4 separate regions of the Homo sapiens genome follow, and regions 2, 3 and 4 are each linked to region 1. Evidence: chromatin contacts called from ENCODE Hi-C or POLR2A ChIA-PET data. All regions are on one chromosome and are shown on one strand. The core of a region is the stretch at or near the end of the contact, and the rest is flanking DNA. Distances in the headings are between cores, read along the strand shown. Region 1 holds the start of FADD (Fas associated via death domain). Region 2 overlaps CTTN (cortactin). Region 3 overlaps CTTN (cortactin). Region 4 holds the start of CTTN (cortactin).

The links. Hi-C counts contacts between places; a loop is a spot of excess contacts on that map. ChIA-PET counts read pairs that join two places held with the same protein, here RNA polymerase II (POLR2A). Pooled maps may share reads with other maps.
Region 2: a pooled map shows a loop between it and region 1 (5-fold over the local background). The contact joins the enhancer-like site here to the promoter of FADD in region 1. A Hi-C loop is called at or near these places in 2 of 168 maps with a recorded cell type or tissue (CD14-positive monocyte and K562), 1 of 37 single-sample maps with no recorded cell type and 5 of 50 pooled maps.
Region 3: a map of IMR-90 shows a loop between it and region 1 (8-fold over the local background). The contact joins the enhancer-like site here to the promoter of FADD in region 1. A Hi-C loop is called at or near these places in 5 of 168 maps with a recorded cell type or tissue (CD14-positive monocyte, IMR-90, chondrocyte and 2 more), 2 of 37 single-sample maps with no recorded cell type and 5 of 50 pooled maps. POLR2A ChIA-PET finds 5 or more read pairs at or near these places in 1 of 52 experiments (IMR-90).
Region 4: a map of endothelial cell of umbilical vein shows a loop between it and region 1 (10-fold over the local background). The contact joins the promoter of CTTN here to the promoter of FADD in region 1. A Hi-C loop is called at or near these places in 13 of 168 maps with a recorded cell type or tissue (IMR-90, K562, PC-9 and 10 more), 23 of 37 single-sample maps with no recorded cell type and 28 of 50 pooled maps. POLR2A ChIA-PET finds 5 or more read pairs at or near these places in 9 of 52 experiments (Caco-2, H1, HEK293 and 6 more).

What each region holds. Positions count from the first base shown.
Region 1 is chr11:70,201,682-70,204,670 of GRCh38, reverse strand. It overlaps FADD (Fas associated via death domain), which reads right to left and starts at 1,375. Exons shown (of 2, transcript NM_003824.4): 1 at 926-1,375. The coding sequence starts at 1,211. RefSeq lists silencers at 645-836, 886-965.
Region 2 is chr11:70,435,576-70,438,564 of GRCh38, reverse strand. It overlaps CTTN (cortactin), which reads right to left. Exons shown (of 18, transcript NM_005231.4): 18 at 1,990-2,989. Among named protein-coding and RNA genes, the nearest start is that of CTTN, 39 kb to the right of the region's middle. Within about 2 kb of position 1,509, at least 2 of the 41 ENCODE cell types and tissues checked have a DNase peak (open chromatin) inside an H3K27ac peak, as active enhancers do.
Region 3 is chr11:70,419,483-70,422,471 of GRCh38, reverse strand. CTTN (cortactin) reads right to left here. Exons shown (of 18, transcript NM_005231.4): 9 at 2,616-2,726; 10 at 1,962-2,072; 11 at 892-1,002. Among named protein-coding and RNA genes, the nearest start is that of CTTN, 22 kb to the right of the region's middle. RefSeq lists an enhancer at 1,728-2,927. Within about 2 kb of position 1,565, at least 2 of the 41 ENCODE cell types and tissues checked have a DNase peak (open chromatin) inside an H3K27ac peak, as active enhancers do.
Region 4 is chr11:70,396,933-70,399,921 of GRCh38, reverse strand. It overlaps CTTN (cortactin), which reads right to left and starts at 1,393. Exons shown (of 18, transcript NM_005231.4): 1 at 1,308-1,393. It overlaps CTTN-DT (CTTN divergent transcript), which reads left to right and starts at 1,460. Exons shown (of 3, transcript NR_186321.1): 1 at 1,460-1,824. RefSeq lists silencers at 467-536, 1,118-1,627, 1,728-1,777, 2,875-2,989 and an enhancer at 2,028-2,097.

The DNA of each region.
Region 1 (2,989 bases), core at 126-2,625:
GTCCATCCTGTCCCCAACAGGCACCAGTCTTTACAGAGTGAAACCCATGGTGACACATTTAGGCCCTATCTGATTGGTGACTGAATGGCTGATTCCAAGCTACAGCTTGAAGCCTCTGAGAGGCGTCCCCAGAGCACTCCCAAGCCTCTCCCGACTCTGAGAACAAGGGGGGTAGGGCTGAGAAACTCTGCTGTACTCAGGGTTTCTTTTTTATCCTGGAAGCTGCTGCAATCCACAGGCGAGGGTGGAGAGGGAGTGACCGAGAGCAGGACAGGAAGCCACTCCACAATGAACTTGACCAGAGAGGCAGTGTAGTGGCTAACACTACCCATCCGGAGGCCGGACTGCTTGGCTCAAGCCTAGCTCCGTCAGTTATCGGCTGCGCATTTCGACAAAGCCACTTAACCTGTGAGCCACAGTCCTGTCCTCTGTAAAATGGGAACAGTGATAGCTAACAGTATCTAAGCCACAGGGCTACTGCGAAAATTGTATTTGGCAGTTACAAGGGTAAGCGGCACACTGTAAGCCCCTGGGTAGGAGTTACTGAATGCTAGTATTACTCTCAGACAGCCGTGAAAAGCATATTCCGAGACAGAAAGGAAATGATGCGAGGCAGGCTCACCCAACCTCTGCCCCTCCCCCACACCTTCTCTGACTCATCTTTTCTTCAGTGAGTTTTCTAATTTACCCGGGCAGAAGTGGGTGGAGGAAAAAGGACTGTGCGTGTCCACGCCCTGCAACCTCGAATAAGTTAACTTTTCTGCGTTTCTGGCTCTCCCATCTGCAAAACCAGGGCTGTACGGAGAAAACCCACGCAAATCAAACCCGGCAAAGGGGAGGCGCCTGGAGGCCAACCGGAGGAGCCTCGCAGCACCTACAGCCGGGCGACCAGGCCCTGGCTCCCCCGGCCCGGCCCCGCGCCCACCTTCTTCCCCAGGCGCGGCCCCGGCCGCCGCCCCCGCCTCGAAGTCGTCGACGCGCCGCAGCAGGTCGTGGCGCCGCAGGGAGGCGAGCAGCTCGCGCAGGAGCTCGGTGTGCCCGGGCTCCAGGTCGTTCTGCTCCAGCAGCATGGAGAAGAGGTCTAGGCCGCTCTGCACGCGCTCCAGCTTGCGCTTGCCCACGCGCCCGAGGCATAGGAACTTGAGCTCGGTCAGCTCGCTGCTCGACAGGCTGGACGACACCGAGTGCAGCAGCACCAGGAACGGGTCCATGGCGGGGTCTGCAAGCGGCCGGGGCTGCGGCCCGGCCCTCCGTGCGCCCTCTGTCCTCGGCTCGCTGGCCCTGGCCAGGTCTCGCCGCTTGCCCAGCGGCCCAAGGATTCCACCCCCGAACCTGCACTCCGGTGCCTGATTCACTACAGGAAATCGACAAGAGCGCGTTTTCGACCGTTATCTCGCGAAAACTAAGGGACCCGCGCATGCGTCCCTAGCGAAGCCGCAGCCGTTTCCGCCCTGGCTGGCGGCGCCGCGGACGGGCGCGGCTTCTGCGCCTGCGCCCGGCGTATCGTCTCTTTTCCGGGTGGGAGGTGGGGCCTTGGGTGTCCTGAGAGCCTGCAGGTGGCCCAGCTCTCTGCGGTGAGGGCGGTCGCGCCTCTGCCGAGTCCACCTGTTTGCAAAGCGCGGTGCGGCCCTACTGTGTGCAGGGCCGGGGCGGGGAGGGCGCAGCCCGAACGTCACGTGCCCTCACATCTGTTGGTGACCAAGGTTACTTATGCATTAACGTTTAGGGACAAACGTGGAAAATGCATTCTTTGGTGCCCCTGGAGACATCTTGTGTGTGCAGAAAACACTACTCAGAAGTTTATGTGCGTTTAAACATGTGATTTAAATAATACATGATTTCCAAAGTAGCAGTCGTTTATTCAATCAACAGTATTGAGCGCCTACTGTGCCAGGTAGTAGGGTCTGGGGACAAATTAGTGAGCGAAGCGCGAGGGTCCCCGCGTGCCCGGAGTTTACATCATAATTACAAAAGCGACACGCTCCAGAAGAGAAGGTCGTGGCGGCCGTGGTGGCTCAGCCTGCAATGCCCGCACTTTGGGAGGCTGAGGCAGGATTGATTGAGACAAGGGGTTCGAGACCAGCCTGGGTAACATAGTGAGACCCCGTCTCTATTAAAAAATAAAAATAAGGAAAAATAAGGAAATCGTATAGTATGCCAGAAATTCAGAAGAGCCAGGGGAAAGGGAGTCTCTTCACGGGGTGGGCGTGTGGAGGGTGGGGGGCCCGGTGGTCTGATGGGGCCTCTGTAAAGGCGCAGGTGAAGGCTGGGAGGGGCCGGGTACCTAGGTGTGGGGGGAAGAGCTGGGCACACGGAGAACAGAAGAGCAGAGCACAGGGGACGGCTGGGGTTCCAGGAGCAGCAATGCCGTGGGTCTGGAGGTGAGGAGGGGGTGCAGATTAGGAGAGCCCTCACCAGCCAACAAGGACCCAGCTTTACCACAGGGTGGGGCAGGGGCTGATGCCAGCTGAGTTTGTTTTCTTGAGATATAATTCACATACCATTCAATTCACCCTTTTAAAGTTATACTTCAGTGGTTTTTAGTGTAGTCACAAGGTTGTGCAACCCTTACTGCTGTCTAACTTTAGGACATTTTCATCACCCCAAGAAGAAACCCATTAGCATGTACTCCTCCCCTCCCCCACCAACCACGAATCTACTTTTTTTTTCTTTCTTTCTTTTTTTTTTTTTTTTTGCTGTTTTGAGACAGAGTCTCGCTCTATGGCCAGGCTGGAGTGCAGTGGTGCGATCTGGGCTCACTGCAACCTTTACCTCCCGGGTTCAAACAATTCTCCTGCTTCAGTCTCCTGAGTAGCTGGGATTACAGGTGCCTGCCACCATGCCTAGCTAATTTTTGTATTTTAGTAGAGACAGGGTTTCACCATGTTGGCCAGGCTGGTCTTGAACTCCTGACCTCAAGTGAGCCTCAGCCTCCCAAAGTGCTGGGATTACAGGCGTGAGCCACTGTGCCCTGCCGAATCTACTTTTT
Region 2 (2,989 bases), core at 260-2,759, 230 kb before region 1:
GAACTGCTTGAACCTGGCAGGTGGAGGTTGCAGTGAGCTGAGATTGTGCCATTGCACTCCAGCCTGGGCAACAGAGCAAGACTCTGTCTCAAAAAGAATAAATTGATTAAAAAAATAAAAATCAGCACAGTGGTGGAATCAGATTTATTGTGTCAGCTTCCCCAGTGCTGAGCCATCTCTCTTACTCAACATCTCCCCTCCAAGGCCCAGCACACAGTATGTGCACAGTTAATACCATGTCAGCCACTCTGAACATCTTGGGTTGAAGAAGCATTCGCCAGCATATCTTCCAGGAGCAAAGTAAGCATTTTCACCCCGACAAAGCACTCTCCATGCTGTGCCCACATCTGAGCGCCCAGAGTGGCCAGCAGTGGCTCCAGTGGCTCTTGGAGGTGCCTGTGTGCCGACGGCTCCCTATGTGCCACAAAATCGTTTTCCATGTCTGGGCACCAAGAGAGAAAAGCACGTCCATGTCCTGCCCTCCCTCCTCCAGCAGGCTGAGAGCAAGCTGCTCCCAGGCAAGCATGCCCCTAGGCTGTTCTTCAGGCCAGAGGGGACTTGGGGAGTGAATCCAACTTTGAGACAGAAGGCACGGTGAGCTGACATTAAAACGACCACATCTACGCTGGGCACGGTGGCTCATCCCTGTAATCCCAGCACTTCGGGGGGCCGAGGCAGGTAGATCACTTGAGGTCAGAAGTTCTAGACCAGCCTGGGCAACATGGTGAAACCACGTCCCTACTAAAAATACAAAAAGTAGCCAGGTGTGGTGGCATGCACCTGTAGTCCCAGCTACTTGGGAGGCTGAGGTGGGAGGATTGCTTGAGCCCTGGGTGCACAGGTTGCAGGAGCGGAGATCACGCCACTGTACTCCAGCCTGGGCGAAAGAGCAAGACCCTTTCTCAAGAAACAGAAACAAAAAACCCCAACCACATCTAAAAAGAAAGCGGCTAAGATTCAGGTGGTTGGCTCCAGGCACTCAAGCTGCCAGGCCACGCTTGGCCACCAATAGAACAGAAACACAGACCCACTCAAGATGTGTCCCGCTCCTGTTGAGCCCCTGCCATGCTCATCCGCAGGCGGCACAGGCACACACCGACTGGGCAGACAGTGGGCCAGCGGGGGCCCTTTCTGCATGGCCCCCTCCCTTCGTCACACCCTGTCCTCCAGCCCCCTGACCCCGTCTGCCCACCCTGGCTGGGACTTTCCCCTGGTTCACAAGCCTTCATGCCTCATTTCTTCAGGACTCAGCTCCCTGCAGGTGGCTGCAATCTCACCCAGCAGACAGGCCCTGTGTGGGACGGGGCTCGCCGTTAGGGCTGCAACCCTGTGATGCAGAACCCACAGCAGCCCGGTTGTGGCAGGAGGGCGGGGGCACTCTCACGTTAGGCTCCTGTGGGCAGAGCTGGCAGAGGCACTGTTTCCTAAGCCAGAGGCAGGTGTGGGACAGCCCAAGGGAGGAGGCAGTGCTCCGTCACCACCCAGGTTGGAAGGGGTAGCAGGCATGTCGTGTAGCCGAAAGCTCCCTGGGAGCACCTGATGGGCAGAAGTGTGAGCCGGAACCCAGCTCCCCAGCACCCCCGGCTCCCGAGGGCACACCTGCTCCCTCAGTGCCACTGTTCCCCTTAGCCTTTAACTTCTGGTGCCCCTGAGCAAAACGAGACTGGGAGCAAAATCCCCCTCAGGATTTGAGAACTGTAATTCAGAAATGACTTTTAAGCACAGAGTGTTTTATTTTGCTTGGAACCTTTGTGCAAAAAACTGAATCATCTGCCAGAGTAAACACATTTCAGTTCATAAGCAGCACCTTTGAATGAACACTGAAAAGGGAACGTACGGTTCGGTCTAAAGCCAGAACAGAACGCGTGAGACGCACTGGACGGCAGGAGAGCCTCCGCCAGCCCAGGTCCGGGGCGCAGGACACCGAGAGTGTCGACGCAGCTTCCACTGCAGAACGGAGTGACCACAGACCAAAGCAAATCACGCAAGTGGATCAAAAAATGTTTATTCTGAATTCTTTAATTTAAAAAAATCATACCTATGAGGTGTGCTACAGGAATTCAGATACAATAAGTTGCATATAAAACCCGACCTCATTGCTCATTGTGGTAAAGCAAGGATGATGAGAAAATGCACCTCAGGAGCAAAAACACGCTTCACGGGCACTCCGGGACCCAAGTCCCGAGACATTTCCACGTGACCTTCTGGAAAGACACACCGCCCACCTGACTGCACGACGGGACTGGTCCAGCCTCCCGGCTCCTCAGGAAGGAGATGAGTTTCCTACAAAGTGAGTGGCCACAAATGCCAGGACAGCGGTGTCCTGGAGCTGTGGGGGGACCTTGGGGAAGAACACACACTCATCTGCACTTCACACTTCTAGCCTTCAACTGATCAAACTACTGAAATTGAACATGATATTTTGGCAAAAATACTACACCCCCATTGACAGGAGGAGGGTTCCTGGCGGCTCACAGCAGAGCAGGCACTGCCTTCCTTCCCAAGGCCGAGAGGCCATGCTGTGACATGGCACACACACCGCCCCAGGCTGCCCGGTGGCCCAGGGACCATATGGGTGACAGTTAAGACATCAGCCTTTGTGAAAAGCCAAGCCCGACGCAGACCTCAACTGCACTGTGCGTCCCAATCCAGAGACCCGCGGGGCAGGGGAGGATTTCAAGGACTCAGTGACACTGCCCGGCGGGGACAGGAGAGGCTCCCAGCAGCCCTCCCGGTGACCTGGGCATCAGGGGATGGGTAGAGATGAGGACAAGCCGGAGTGGGCACAGGAAAAAAACCAGGGTCTCTGCTAGAAGTCACCTGATCCTGCGGGCTGTCACGGTATGACATAGGCAGATTTCCCATCTGACATGGCAGCTCCTGTGCTCTGGGTGACTTAGCTCCGGGTTAACTTCCATCAGGCCCAGTCCTCTCCTCCCCAGCAGTGAGACTCTAGAGGAAGCCCCTCGTCTGGGACAGTCCTTCCTGC
Region 3 (2,989 bases), core at 316-2,815, 220 kb before region 1:
ACCAGCCAAAGACTTCCGTTGCAGCAACACAGATCCACATGAAAGTCACACTGTCATGCAGCAGTGATGCCACGGAGAGCCACTGCCATCTCCATGCAGTCTGCGGGACCACCCCAGGTGTGTCTACCTGCCCACACCTGAACACTGCTGTGTGTTTCTAACGCTGCAGGTGGAAAGCCTAGAGTCTTCCCTGCAAGGTTAGGGAATTACTGTTTTTCCAATTATGTGTTCAGGTTCTAATAACCAAGTCCAAATTTTGAAGGTAACAACATAACTGCTCTAAGGAAGGATGCAGAGCTGGCTTCACGTACATACTGTGTGGCTCTGTGTGGAGATGTTACACACATATGGTGTCATCAAACAGAACAAACAAAAAACCTCCCAACCCCGGCCAAAAACACCACCACAAATGAAACACAGAAACCACACAGAACACGCCTGTCTCCTGGCCCTTGCTGCTACGAAGCCCCTGGTCAAATGGCCAGTGGTTTGGTTGAACCAACACCTCTCTCCTCATCTGGAAGGCCTGACTCAGTGGCTCACGGCAGTCACCAATAACAGCAGAACAGCCTCGGGCAGAATGCTGCTGGAGACCGGAGATGCCCCAGTCCAGAGACTGGATGGGTCACCGGGTTAGAAAGATGGCACCCACACACTAACTGGCGCATCCTGCCATACACAGATCACAAGTTCACAGGGAAGAAAGTGAACCACTCAAAATCAGTGTCGCTCTACTAGAAATGGGTTTAAAGTGCCGAACAGCCTGACAGCTGACAAGTGGTGACACAGGAGGACTGTGTTGCAGGTGCTGACGGTGAGCCCTGAAGTCTGTGCTAGAAGTGGCCGCACAGGAGGGTCGGGGGGAGGGTAGGAGGCTGGTGGCAACTGTGCCTTGCTGGGACTCGTGCTTGGCCAGCTTCTCCTTGTAATCAAACCCCACAGCAGCGGAGTCCTGCCTCTCCGACTGAACACCGAATTTGCCTCCAAAACCAGTCTTATAATCTGAAAATCCACAAGCAACGGTGGGGAAAACAACCAAAAGAGGAAACACAGTTGGGTTAGAATTGCATGAGCATGCGCAAAAATCAAACACAGTTTCCAGAAAGCAAGGGCTCTCCTGAGCTTAGGGCCTTTGAGATCCTACTCCCAGGCTCAGCGCCAGAAGGTGGCTCCAGAGGTCAACGTTAAAGAATGAACTTAAAATCTGAACATTCAGCGAAGATCTGGAACAGCCTAAGAACTGTACTTCAAATAATTCAGTAAAGGCACTCCCGGCTGTGCAGTTCATTCTTAGCGTCCTACGCACACTGCAGACGAGTGTGCGTATCTGTGTACACGGGAGGAGAGACCCTGCAGATTCGGAGGGCGCTGCAGCCCCATTAGCCCCGCTCCTGCTTCTCTCAGGGCTGGGTCACACTGAGAGGCTTTCAGCCCCCTCAGGCTCCTTTTTCCAGGGAAGGGGCACCCATTCCAACAAGAAAACACTTTCGGTTCAAAAGTAAGTATCTCCTGCCAAAAACCGTGGCCCACTTTATAGACAAGAAGCCTGGATGAGGAGCACTGCAGGCTTGGCCCATGTCCCCACTCCCGGGTAAACCCAGCCCCCCGCTGCAGGCCTGACACATGCCCCCACTCCCGGGTAAACCCAGCCCCCCGCTGCAGGCTTGACCCATGTCCCCACTCCTGGGTAAACCCAGCCCCCTGCTGCAGGCTTGGCCCGTGCAACCCACTTCCAGGTAAACCCAGCTCTCTGGGGTACCACCCCGTGTCAGCAGGGAGGGTTTGTGACTACACTAGCTGGAGGGAACTGGGGGATTGGGGGGGCACACAGGACAACTTCAAACAGTGAAGACAAAACAATGTGCAGCAGGCACACGCAGACACAACACATACCAACTGACCCCGCAAGGAACAAAAACAAACTTCTAAAACCATCTCGCATACAGGCAGAGTGAATGTACCTTTTTGGGATTCATGCAGCTGCAATTTCTCCTGGTGATCCCAGCCAAGGGCACATTTGTCTTGTCTGTCTGTCTGCACACCAAATTTTCCTCCAAACCCTTTCACATAGTCTACATGCACAATGAAAGGCCAGAACCCATCATTAACAGGTAGTGCAGGTCACAGGTGGAAAGTATGTTTTCAATACAGTTAAACGCATATGATTCACTCAATCTACTCTTCCCTTCCGGATCTTTGGTAATACTTTAGATAACATCCATGAAGAGGCCCTCCTTGGAGAGTGGCAGGAAATAACCTAGTCTATGACCTCAGCATCGTGACTAAGCCAGACAGGACCCCATGGAAGCTCCCACGCATGCGGCTTCCACCCGCACCATGAGACAGCACAGGCTCACACGGGCAACACAGACGTGCGGGGTGTGGCCACCACGATAAGCAACGCCGCTGGGGCTGGAGCGCCATAACACTCAAGCTGCGAGTTCCTATTTAGCAGCTGTGTTTCTGGATGTGCCGTTTTCAAGTTGGGCATTTCATGAAAAAGAGACATCTACGTTAAGGGCTATCAATAACGCTTTGTTTTTCCTTTTCCGGTGTGGCTACCACCTGTCACATTACTAGCTGCTGGCTGGAGGGTAAGATAAAACGGAAGACACCTTTCTGGGACTCGTGCTTCTCCGTTTTGCCTTGATACTCAAAGCCAACGGCGCTCTTATCCACTTTGTCCTTGTCGATACCGTATTTGCCGCCGAAACCTTTGGAGTAATCTAAAAACAAACAAAAAAGGACTACTTTAAAAGGAGCAACGAAATCAGTGAACATGCAAGTATTTTATCCTTTGATTAAAAAAACAAAAATCTTTCAGGTCCACTGTAGGACCACTGAATAATACAGACAGTATTTAAAGGTGCTATTTATGTGTAATAACAGAAACACAAACAGTGGTAACCAGAGGTGGGGGTGTGTGCCTGCAGCCCAGCTACTCAGGAGGCTGAGAAGGGAGGATCACTTGAGCCCAGGAGGCGGAGTC
Region 4 (2,989 bases), core at 144-2,643, 200 kb before region 1:
CCACGGCCTTGGGCCCGGCCGGGCTTGAGGGCTGGATCATGCCTGAAGGACCTAGTGGGTGAAGTCCCCCCGACAGAGCCTGCGCAGCCAAGTCAACACTGAGCCCAAAGGGAGCGCATGGGATTCCAGGGAGCGCTCACCGGATGCCTCCGGAGCTTCCTTCAGCAGAAAATGAATTCCTCCCCAAGGGGCCCCAAACGTCCACAGATTCCAGCGGGAGGAAGCCCTGTCCCTTCTCACCCAAGGCCTTCCAGCTTCAGGGATCAGGCATCCCTTAGACTATCCAGGTGATGGAAACGTAACAGAAAGCCCCAAAGCACCGTTCTGGTGATTTTAAACACACCCCGAAGGAGGGACGGTTCCAAATTTAGAGCCTCACGACTAGCTGCAGCCGCGCCTCGCTGCCTCCACTGACCTGATTGCAAAACCTCCGCTCAGGTGCAGGCCGGGCGGATCCCCAGCTGCTCCGCCACGTCCCACAGCGAGCCCCTCAAAGTCGCGCACCCCAACCGCCTTGACCCCGCGGACCCCATCCCTTTTCCCTGCGCCTGGATCCCTTCCCCTGGAGCCCCAATCCCCTCCCCTCGGACCCTATACCTTTCCTCCGAGCCCCGACCCCTTCCCCTCGAACCCCAATTCCCTTCCCTCGGACCCCATCCCAGTAGCTCTGCGCCTGGACCCCTTCCCGTCAGACCCCAATCTCCTCCCCTCGGACCTCATCCCTTTCCCTCTGCACCCAGACACCTCCCTCTCAGACCCCTCGCCCTTTCCTTGAGACCCCCCACACCCACCTTCCTTGGCCCCTCGAACCCCGGCCCCCTCCGCTCAGACCCCCGAACCCCACAGGCCCAGCCCCTCTCCCTCGGGCCCTAATACCCTCCCCCTCGGAGCCCATCCCCCTCTCCTATTCCCTCGGACCCAAGACCCCTCCCAGCCTGGCCCCTCTCCTGCCCTGGAGCCCCCCGGCGCCCAGGGACCCTCCCCTCAGAGCTGATACCCCAATTTGGCCCCTTTCTAACCTTCCTCCGCGGACCCCAGCCCCAAGCCCTCCGTGCCCCCTTGCCCCCTGCCCGGCCTCCTTGGGCCCAGACCCGTCCTCGTGGCCCTCGCGGACCCCCGGCCCTCGCCCTGCCCCGCCCCAGGCCGGGAAAGCCTCGCCACTCTGCCCCGGCCCCCGAAACCGCAAGCGGAAGAGCGGTGAGACCGCTGCGGCCGCCGCTTCCTTCCCCTTTCGCGGCCAGGCGACGCCACAGGAGGGAAGAAGCAGAGCCCGGCCTGCACCCCGGGCGGACGCCGCGCTCGCTCACCGCCGCCTGGGGTCGGTCCGGCCCGGGTCGGCCCTGGATTCCGCCGCGCCAGCCGCTCCCAGGCACCAGGCTCTACTTCCGGTTCCGAGGGCGGGGGCGGGGCCGCATCCGGGTCCCCGCGCGACCCCGCCCCCTGCCCCGCCTCCTCCCGCGTCTTGGCCCGCAAGAGTCCCGGGGGTCCGCCCGCAGCTGGCTAAGCGCTAGCCCGGCCTGTGGCGAGTCTGCAGAGCTCGCCCGGAAGTAGCGTTGCGCGCGCAGAGGATGGGCGCTGAGCAGCACACAGCCCGCGGCGGGGTCTCAGGATCCGCGGCGCTGCCCGGGGCCGGGGGAAGGAAGCCAGCCGAGGAGACGCACGTGCCCTGAGTCCGGGAGCGGGGAGCCTCTTCATCTCTCCATCCTCCCTCCGCGCGCGCCCTCAGCCGTCCTCGTCCGCTCACCATGCACCTCCCCTCCAAGAAAGGGCCACATGCGTGCCAGGGACGCGAGCCCCGGCCACAGGGACATAGCAGCCTAGAAGGTGAGTCAAGCGTTAAACCACATGGGTACTCACCTGGGAAATGAGATAAATGCCAAGAAGTGAGAGTTTCATAACATCGTATTGGGGAGACGGTAGGACCTGAACCCCTGGGAGACCAGAGGTTTCTTTGGGCGATTCACATGTTAGCCAAGATGTGAAGGCCCTATAAGAGTAAACAAGGTAAGGAGGGAAGAATTTTCCAGGCAGGCCAACAGCAGGTTCCAACAGCAGGGCCAACAGAGGTCCCAAGGCAGGAACGGTCTTGCAGCAGGGGAACTGGAGGAGGCTCAGCTCAGCATGGTAGAGGGCTAGTGGTGCAGCGGAGCTGTGGTGTGAGAGGGGCCAGGTCATGCAGAGGCCGATAGAGCACAGCGAAGACCTCGGTCTTTATTCTGGGAGACACGGGAAGTCCTCGGAGGAAGTTAAGCTGATAAGAGACATCATGAAGTTTGGGCCAGGCGCAGTGGCCCACGCCTGTAATCATAACACTTTGGGAGGCTGACATGGGAGGATCGCCTAAGGCCAGGAGTTCGAGACCAGCCTGGTCAGCATAGTGAGACCCTCGCCCCCGCCCGCCATCGCTAAATAAATAAATAAGACATAATGAAGTTTGAATTGTAATGAGATCACTCTGGCTGCTGTGTGGAAGATGGATGGGAGAAGGGCCAGGTAGAGCCTAATGTAGCCAATTCGGGCAGACCGCTGGTGGCAGGTAAGATGGGGAGAAGTGGATAGATGCAAGAGGCATTTAGAAAGCTAAACTGTCAGATGTGAGGATGAATTGGAAGTGCGGGTGGCGGAAGGAAATGTCAGGTGTTGACCATTTTTTTAAAGGTAAAATCATGACCTTCATACACATATAAAATGAACACGTCAAATATTTTATTTAACTCGATAATGAATACATCATAAGTTGTTACAAATTGTTTAAAGAATTTGGCCAGATGCAGTGCCTCGCGCCTGTAATCCCAACACTTTGGGAGGCCAAGGCAGGAGGATTGCTGGAGGTCAGGAATTTGAGACCAGCCTGGGCAGCATGGCAAGACCCTGTCTCTACCAAAAAAAAAAAATTTTTTTTAAGAAAAAAATTAGCCAGGCATGGTGACGTTTACCTGTGGTCCCAGCTATTCTGGAGGCTGAGGCAAAAGGACCGCTCCGGCACGGG